2 separate regions of the Homo sapiens genome follow, and region 2 is linked to region 1. Evidence: chromatin contacts called from ENCODE Hi-C or POLR2A ChIA-PET data. All regions are on one chromosome and are shown on one strand. The core of a region is the stretch at or near the end of the contact, and the rest is flanking DNA. Distances in the headings are between cores, read along the strand shown.

What was found. Hi-C counts contacts between places; a loop is a spot of excess contacts on that map. ChIA-PET counts read pairs that join two places held with the same protein, here RNA polymerase II (POLR2A). Pooled maps may share reads with other maps.
Region 2: a loop to region 1 is called in a map of gastrocnemius medialis, with 3 times the contacts of the local background. The contact joins the promoter of CT66 here to the enhancer-like site in region 1. A Hi-C loop is called at or near these places in 4 of 168 maps with a recorded cell type or tissue (endothelial cell of hepatic sinusoid, gastrocnemius medialis, posterior cingulate gyrus and 1 more) and 5 of 50 pooled maps. POLR2A ChIA-PET finds 5 or more read pairs at or near these places in 1 of 52 experiments (Panc1).

What each region holds. Positions count from the first base shown.
Region 1 is chr7:69,516,795-69,520,737 of GRCh38, forward strand. No RefSeq gene overlaps it. Among named protein-coding and RNA genes, the nearest start is that of CT66, 79 kb to the right of the region's middle. RefSeq lists an enhancer at 1,244-1,863. Within about 2 kb of position 1,782, at least 2 of the 41 ENCODE cell types and tissues checked have a DNase peak (open chromatin) inside an H3K27ac peak, as active enhancers do; they include gastrocnemius medialis and psoas muscle, where a contact is called at or near this core.
Region 2 is chr7:69,595,363-69,599,305 of GRCh38, forward strand. CT66 (cancer/testis associated transcript 66) reads right to left here and starts at 2,262. Exons shown (of 3, transcript NR_148927.1): 1 at 1,685-2,262; 2 at 1,293-1,329; 3 at 1-1,071. AUTS2 (activator of transcription and developmental regulator AUTS2) reads left to right here and starts at 3,113. Exons shown (of 19, transcript NM_015570.4): 1 at 3,113-3,943. RefSeq lists enhancers at 2,283-2,362, 3,543-3,592 and silencers at 2,673-3,092, 3,113-3,192.

The DNA of each region.
Region 1 (3,943 bases), core at 532-3,031:
AAACATATAAACTGAGGGTTGTGTGTGGCTCCACATTGTAAAAGTACACAAACGTGGCTGGGCACAGTGGCTCACGCCTGTAATCCCAGCACTTTGGGAGGCTGAGGCAGGTGGATCACCTGAGGTCCGGAGTTCCAGACCAGCTTGCCCAACATGGCAAAACTCCGTCTCTACCAAAAAAGATTAAAAAATTAGCCGGACGTGGTGGTGCACATCTGTAATCCCAGCTACTCAGGAGGCTGAGGCTCAAGAATCACTTGAACCCGGGAGGTGGAGGCCGCAGTGAGCCGAGATGGCACCACTGCACTCCAGCCTGAGTAACAGAGTGAGACTCTGTCTCAAAAAAAAAAGAAAAAAGAGGAAAGTACACAAACATTTATACATATGACAGACACTGGGCAGAGTGGTGATCCCTAAGGGATGGGGAGGAAGAACTGCATTCAAAAAGGGCACACAGGACATTATTAGTAACTGGAGGTGGGGAGTATTTTTTATTTATTTTATAGAGACAGGGTCTTGCTATGTTGGCCAGGCTGATCTTGAACTTCTGGGCTCTAGTGATCCTCCTGCTTCGACCTCCCAAAGTGCTGGGATTACAAGCATGAGCCACCACACCCAGCCCATTGTGAGTATTTGTTGCTGCTGCTGTTTTTGTTTGTTTGTCTGTTTGTTTGTTTGAGACGTAGTCTCACTCTGTCGCCCAGGCTGGAGTACAGTGGCACAATCTGGGCTCAGTGCAACCTCCACCTTCCGGATTCAAGCAATTCTCCTGCCTCAGCTTCCCGAGTAGCTTGGATTACAGGCACGTGCCACCATGCCCGGCTAATTTTTGTATTTTTAGTAGAGATGGGGTTTCAACATGTTGATCAGGCTTGTCTCAAACTCCTGACCTCAGGTGATCTGCCCACCTCAGCCTCTCAAAGTGCTGCGATTACAGGTGTGAGCCACCGCGCCTGGCCATTGCTGCTGTTGTTTTAAGCCCAGGGTTGGAAACCATGTATTCATTATATTAACTATCTGTTCTTTTTCTACATGTTAGAAATATTTCATAATACAAACAACATTTTGACCCAACAAAAAGACCCAAATGCTCCTAACTGCCAGGACCTATAAACCAGTGCAGGTGAATGATTCAGAAAAAAAAAAAAGTTGTGATGTATATGAAGGTGTCGAGAGCCTATTTCTATTGGTGGCATGAGACGGGCCTGGGGCCAGGTGAAAAAAAAATCTGACCTTCTGGGAAAAGGCTCTTGCAGTACGCCTGAAAACAAGATGACATGTCTTTAATGCCAATATAGGGTTGAAAGGTTAGCATCCATATAATAACCGGCCGCCAAACACCTTGCACAGACCTTGTTACATATAAGCAGGCAGAGATGACTCAACTCTCTAAATCTGGGAAACAGCCTGCCCGTTATAACCAGGCGCCGTGACATTTTGGAATATGTATTGGCAAGGTTCTCCATGTTAAATAGCTTTACAAGTTGTTATTAGAATCACGTTAGCTCGGTGCTACAGTGAATGTCCCACGTCCACAGGCGATTCTCTCCAAGAAACCTATTGATTTGCTTTTCTTCTCTTTTCCTTCTGAATAGCAACTGACAGACAAAGGGGAGCTGGCCAGGGCCTTTGATGGTAATGCCAGTTGAACAATAGCCCTGCTTGTGGCAAGCACCCTCTTTGTTCAGCCAGGAGAATGCTGAGCCGGTTGCTCATTGGATCCAGTGTATGTGGGTGGCCAGAGCAAGGTGCATTTGGCAGCCAGATGTAGATTCTGGGTGGTATGAGCTGACTGTCCAGATAGCTAAAGCTTGGGACTTGGCTGGAACTCCCCTGGCTGGTGCAATCAGAGAGACCAGATGGACTCGTCTTCTCGTCCTTTGAAGATGGTGTCCTTTATTTAGCTAAAGGGAAGAGGCAGCCAACTATCTGACCTGGAAAGCATTCTCAGGCAGCCTGGTCCTTTTCGTACACATCTAAGAAAAAGGGAAAGTGCACTGTTGAAAGGAAATTTAGGGAGAGCCTTTGCAAGCCACCAAGGACGTTGCAAAATTACACTTATAAATGGGCATCAGAGGTTCTATTAACCAGTGGGAGCTTCCCCTTTATTTTCCTGGGGCAGTTCCGCTTAGAAGGCAGATGACACTGCAGGGAATTTGTCACTATTCTAGGGGCTTCTGTGCTGTTGCTGTCAATGCTACTACGGCTACTGCTGCCACCAAAGAAGCTAGAAAATGCCTGGAATTCAAATAACAGACATCCAGAAGCTGGAAATGCCCCATCATTTTTTTTTTTTTAAGAGACAGGATCTCTGCCTGTCACTCAGGCTGGAGTGCAGTGGCACCATTATAGATCACTGCAGCCTCTATAAACTCCTAGGCTCAAGCCATCCTCCCATCTCAGCCTCCTGAGTAGCTGGGACAACAGGTATGCACCACCATGCCCAGCTGATTTTTTTTAAGAGATGGGGTCTTACTATGTTGCCCAGGCTGGTCTCAAACTCCTGGCCTCAAGTGATTCTCCTGCCTTGACCTCCCAAAGTGCTGGGATTACAGGCATGAGTTACCACATACAGTCAATAGTGTTCTTTAAAGCATAAAAGTTTTGGCTGGGTGCAGTGACTCATGCCTATAATCCCAGCATTTTGGGATGCCAAGGCAGGAGGATGACTTGATGCCAGGAGTTCAAGAAGTGAGAGCCCATCTCTACAAAAAATACAAAAATTAGTCAAGCATGGTGGCACATATCTGTAGTCCTAGCAACTCAAGAGGCTGAGGCAGGAGAATCACTTGAGCTCAAGAGTTCAAGGCTGTAGTGAGCTGTGATTGCACCACTGGACTCCAGCCTGGGTGATAGCAGAACCCATCTCAAATTAAAAAAAGGAAAAAAAAATCACAAAAGTTTTGAAATTTGAAGTTCAGTTTATCTATTTTTTTTCTGTTGTTACTTGTACTTTTGGTGTCATATCTAAAAAACTTTGCACCAGCCCAATGTCATGAAAATTTACTCTTTTGTTATCTTCTACGAGTATAGTTTTAACCCTTGCATTTAAGTCTATGGTCCATTGTGAGTTAATTTTGGCACACAGTGTGAAGAAGGGGTCCAACTTCATTCATTTGCATGTAGATATCCAGTTGTCCCAACTGTTTGTTGAAAAGACTATTTTTTTCTCCTAAATTGTCTTGGCATCTTGTCAAAAATCAATTGACCATACATGTAAAGGTTTATTTCTGGACTCTAAATTTTATTCCATTGATCTATATGTCTATCCTTATGCCAGTATCAGAGTACTTTGAACACTGTAGCTATTTAGTAAGTTTTGAAAGGAAGCATGAGTCCTCCAAGTGTGTTCTTCAACATTGCTTTGGCCATTGTGGTCCCTTGCATTTTCATTTGAATTATAGGATCAGCTTGACAATTTCTACAAAAAGGTAGCCTGGATATGACAGATATGCATTGAAGCTATTGATCAATTTGGGAATGTTACCACCTTACCAATATTATCTTCAATCCAGGAACAAGGGATATCATTCTATTTACTTAGGTATTTCTATTTTTTCATGCTAATGTAACTGTAATTGCTTTCTTACTTTCATTTTTGAATTGTTCATTGCTAGTATACAGAAATTGAATCAATGTTTTGTATAGTGATCTTGTACACTACAAGTTTTCTGAAGTAATTTGTTCCAATAATGTGTTTGTGTGTGTTTCTCTCTCTCTCTCTGTGTGTGATATGTTTTAAGATTTTCTTTCTTTTTTTTTAATAGAGACCTGGTCTTACTATGTTGCCTAGGCTGAAGTACAGTGGCTATTCACAAGTGCAGTCATAGTTCACTACAGCCTCAAACTCCTGGGCTCAAGTGATCCTCCTGCCTCAACCTCCTGAGTAGCTGGGACTACAGGCATGCACCACCACACCTGGCTCTATTTCTTAAGATTTTTC
Region 2 (3,943 bases), core at 1,012-3,511, 79 kb after region 1:
CCAGTTTTCCAAAGTGGTTGTACTATATACCTAGCATTTGACTTCCTGAGGAATCATTCTAAGAAGGGCATTTCAGCATAACCATTAAGAGAACAGGTTTTGGAGTCACTCAGATCAAATTTAGCTTATGACTAAGGAGTGGAGGCACCTTGGACAATATGCTTAACTTTAAGCCTCAGTTTACTCAACTGTAAAATAGGAATAATAAAACTTTTCTCAAAATTTATGAGAATTAAATGAGATATTATTTTAATGCAGTTAGAACAGTGCCTGAAACATAATAAATGCTTAGCTTATTATATGGCAGTTATTAATCGCTAGCAGTTAAAACACAGGCAAAATGGAGAATTAGAAACAAATATGGGCAATATAATCCAGAAACAATTTTAATTGTATGACTGAAGAAACCTAAGAAACTCTGACCCAAAAGGCATTGCTAATTCCAGGGAAGATTATATTGAATGCTGAACATTATCCCAAAATGCGTTTGCAAATTACCCTCACCAGAGGCAAGGTTCTTGGATGCAGTGTATTATCATTCATTTTTTTTTCCAGTTATTACTCTTTAAAGACAGGACTGCCAAGGGCTACTCTAGAAAGTCACTAATATAATACCTTTTATTATATTTCCCAATTTCACACCTTCCTCAACCCAATCCCCAAAGTTGTTGAAAGGTGACTGTAATTGCATCGTTAGTTCTTAGCTTTCCTGGAATCTTATCTAAGACAACTTTCACATCCCCCAAAACCCTAAAAATAAGCCCAGATTTTTGCTTTAAATTGCGAAGAACTTGCTTTATTTTGTAGGATGAGCTTGATAACCTCAGCGTGGATTTCAGCAGCTGCCGGAAACAGCACTCTAGAAGTTAACACAGGTACGCTCCGTACTGAGGCACTGTTTTAGCTAACTGCTCCAGGGACAGCAGGCTCAGTCCTCTTAGGTAAGTAATTTTGGAAGGTGGCACTGTGTTCCTAATAAATTGAATCAGATCCCTTAGGTTAGTCACTATTCTTAAGAAATAAAGCACGAAATCAACTTGAAGTCATCTGTTGAGAAGGCCGTGGATAGACCTGAAAAGGAACATTTTGAACATTTAATTGAACCTCTTTGATTTACAGATGAAAAAACTAGTCATTTAAAAAAGTCTTGCCTAAGGTCAAATGTTTTGTTTCCTGGACTGGCATAAAGCTCATCTGTCACAGTCGGGTGGATGTTCCTTTCTGTTCCTGGCAACTTGACCCCCCCGTCCCCCCAACCCCATCTCTCCATCTGATTTCATAAAGATCCAGACCTGGGATTCAGAAACGGGGAAGCTGAAGGAGTGTGACCTAAAACAAGAGAAAGACAAGCTATTAAATTGTTATTAGGAATTATAAGACGAGAGAGGCTTGCCTGCTAGAACGTCAAGAAGCAGTATCTTTTCTGTTTTGTACAACGCTGTATTCCCAGCACCTACAACTGTGCCTGCTAAGCCTGGTAAGGCCTAATAATTGTTAAATGAAAAACAATCAATCACTCAATCATAGATGTGTCAGATTGTGAGAGAAAACACGTCCTTACTGTTTTCTCTACCACCCTCCTTCCAGTAATACTAATAAAATGTGCACATTTGTATTCTAAAGAGGTGAAATCATATACACAGCGCTCTAGCACGGTGCCTGGCCCATTGTAATTAATACATGCCAGTTTATTTTCCTTTTCTTCCTCCACAAGTATGGGCTACTAGGGAGGACGAAGGGTTGGTGCCGTGGTGTTTATGTGCCTGGACAGAAAGTGAAGCGTATCCAAGAGGCTGCTGAGAGCGGGCTGTCGGTCTTTCTGATCCGTATAGATCAATTCCAGTGCCCTGAAAAACGCACAGCTATTTTACCCAGAGAGGCTGGTCGCTTTTGTTGATCGATTCTCGGCTGCAGTCAGCTCTTTAATACAACTTTTTATGAGCATCAGCCACATTGCGGCGGGAGGAGGGGCTGTGGTGGAAAAAGCAGGGAAACCGCCCCCCACTCCCAAAAAGTAAAGGAAGCCCGCGGGGCAGGGACTGCGGTTTGCCGGTCTAACGGGTCCTCGAGCTGGGGCGGCGGTCCCGGCCCCTTCGGCCCCGCCCCTCGCCCGCGGCCGCCTCCGAGGTTCAAGTTCGGCCCCCGGCTGTTAGGCCTCGCGCTCCCGGATCTGAAGCCGCCCGTGCGTCCCTAGGTCCCCCGCTGGAAGACGAGGCGGGAATCCCAGGGGTCATCCGGGCGCGGGGTCGCTCGTCCACGCACTGTGGTGCCACGTGGAGGAAAAGTTTCCAACTCTGCCAGTTGGTGCTCCCACTGCGCCCAGGCGGAGCAAAGGCCCGCGCTTTGGCACCCGCTCCCCGTTCTGTCTCCTCCAGTCGCGCCCCCTCCCAGGGACGCCCCCCTTGTACCCCTTCTCTGAATTCCCTTCTCTCCTCGCAGCGCAGGTAGCCAAGGGAAAACACCCTTGGGGGCTGGTGGGGCTTCCCGAGAAGGCGGCCTCGGGCCGGCCAGGGGTAGAGGATCCAGGGACAAGTGTCCCGAGGAGGATGTGGGGGGCGCGCGCGCGAAGTGGCCTGGGAGCAGGGGCCCACACGCGTCCCCGCTGCGACAGGCGGGATCCTCCGGCGGCTTCCACGCCCTGGCGCGCCAACTCTGCCCGGCCGCGGCCGACCCCACGCGGGCGCCCCCTCCACGCCCCCGCCCCCGCCCCCCTCACAGCTCCCCACCGCCCCCAGTGCGCAGGCCCGGCCGCCCCAGCGCGCATGCCCTGGGCTCGCGAGCGCGGCCAGCCCCCAGCCTTTTGCTTTCTACACACTCTACAACTGGGGAGGGGGCGGGGGAGGAGGGAGCCCAGCCGTCCACGTGATCCCGCCGGCCGGGGCCGCGGGGGCGGGAGCGCGCGCCGAGAGAGGCGCGGGGAGGGCGGGTGCGCGGGAGCGCGCGCACTCGAGCGAGCGAGCGAAAGCACGAACGAGCGAGCGAGCGAGCGAGCGAGCGGGCGGGCGCGGGGTTGGGCTGAGGCGGGCGGCGGCGGCGGCGGCGGCGGTGGGCTGGCCGCGGAGGGGGAGGAGCGGGAGCTGCGCGAGGCAGGCGGGCGGGCGGAGGATGGGGCAGTGCCCGGGCTCCCGCTGCAGCCGCCCGGGGACACGCCGTGCACCCTCCGGCTCGGGGCTTTCTCGGCGGCGGCGGCGGCAGCAGCAGCAGCGTTAGCGGCGGCGGCGAGAGCAGCGTTCCCGGCTGCGCTTCTCCCTCAGGCGGGGCGGCGAGAGAAGCGGCGGCGGCGGCGGCGGCACACCGGTGTCTCTCCCGCTGGAGATTTCTTTCTGCTTTCCTCATCGACTGACTGACTCACCCCCTCCCTTTTTTGAGGAAGGGTGACCTCTTCTCTGGGACTGGAAAAAATATTTTTGTGAGGAGGGGGGCGGGTGGCAGCGACAGGGTTTGCTTCTTCTCTTCTTTCATCTCCCTCTCCTCCCCCCTCGAAGACCGAAAAGCAAACCCCACAACTGCTCCAGCAGCATCCTCCTTCCCTTCCTCCGCCTCCCTTCTCCTCCGCCGCTCGCAGTTTCGCCCTCTCTTCCGCTAATGATTGCATTATTATGCTCCCCTCTCTGGGGGGTCTCGCCCCTCTTGGGTCGCTCCGGAGCCCCGGCCTCCCCTGGCTGCATTTCTTAAAAATTTGGGAGCCTGGGAGTGAGTTTTCTCCGAGGCGTGTGTGAGAGGCGGCGGGGGTGTTTTCCTGCGCGAGGGGCGGGTGAAGTTCATTGCCCCCACTTTTCCCGCGACCTTTTTCGGACCCGATTTTGGATCGAGTTGAGGGGGGCGCGGGCGTTTTCGGGGGGCGGGGGGCGCGGCGGAGAATGGCCGCGGGGAGGGCTCCCCGGAGCCTCCCAGTCTCTTGATCAAAGCATTCCGCTATTCTGATTTATTGCTTGCTTGGTGA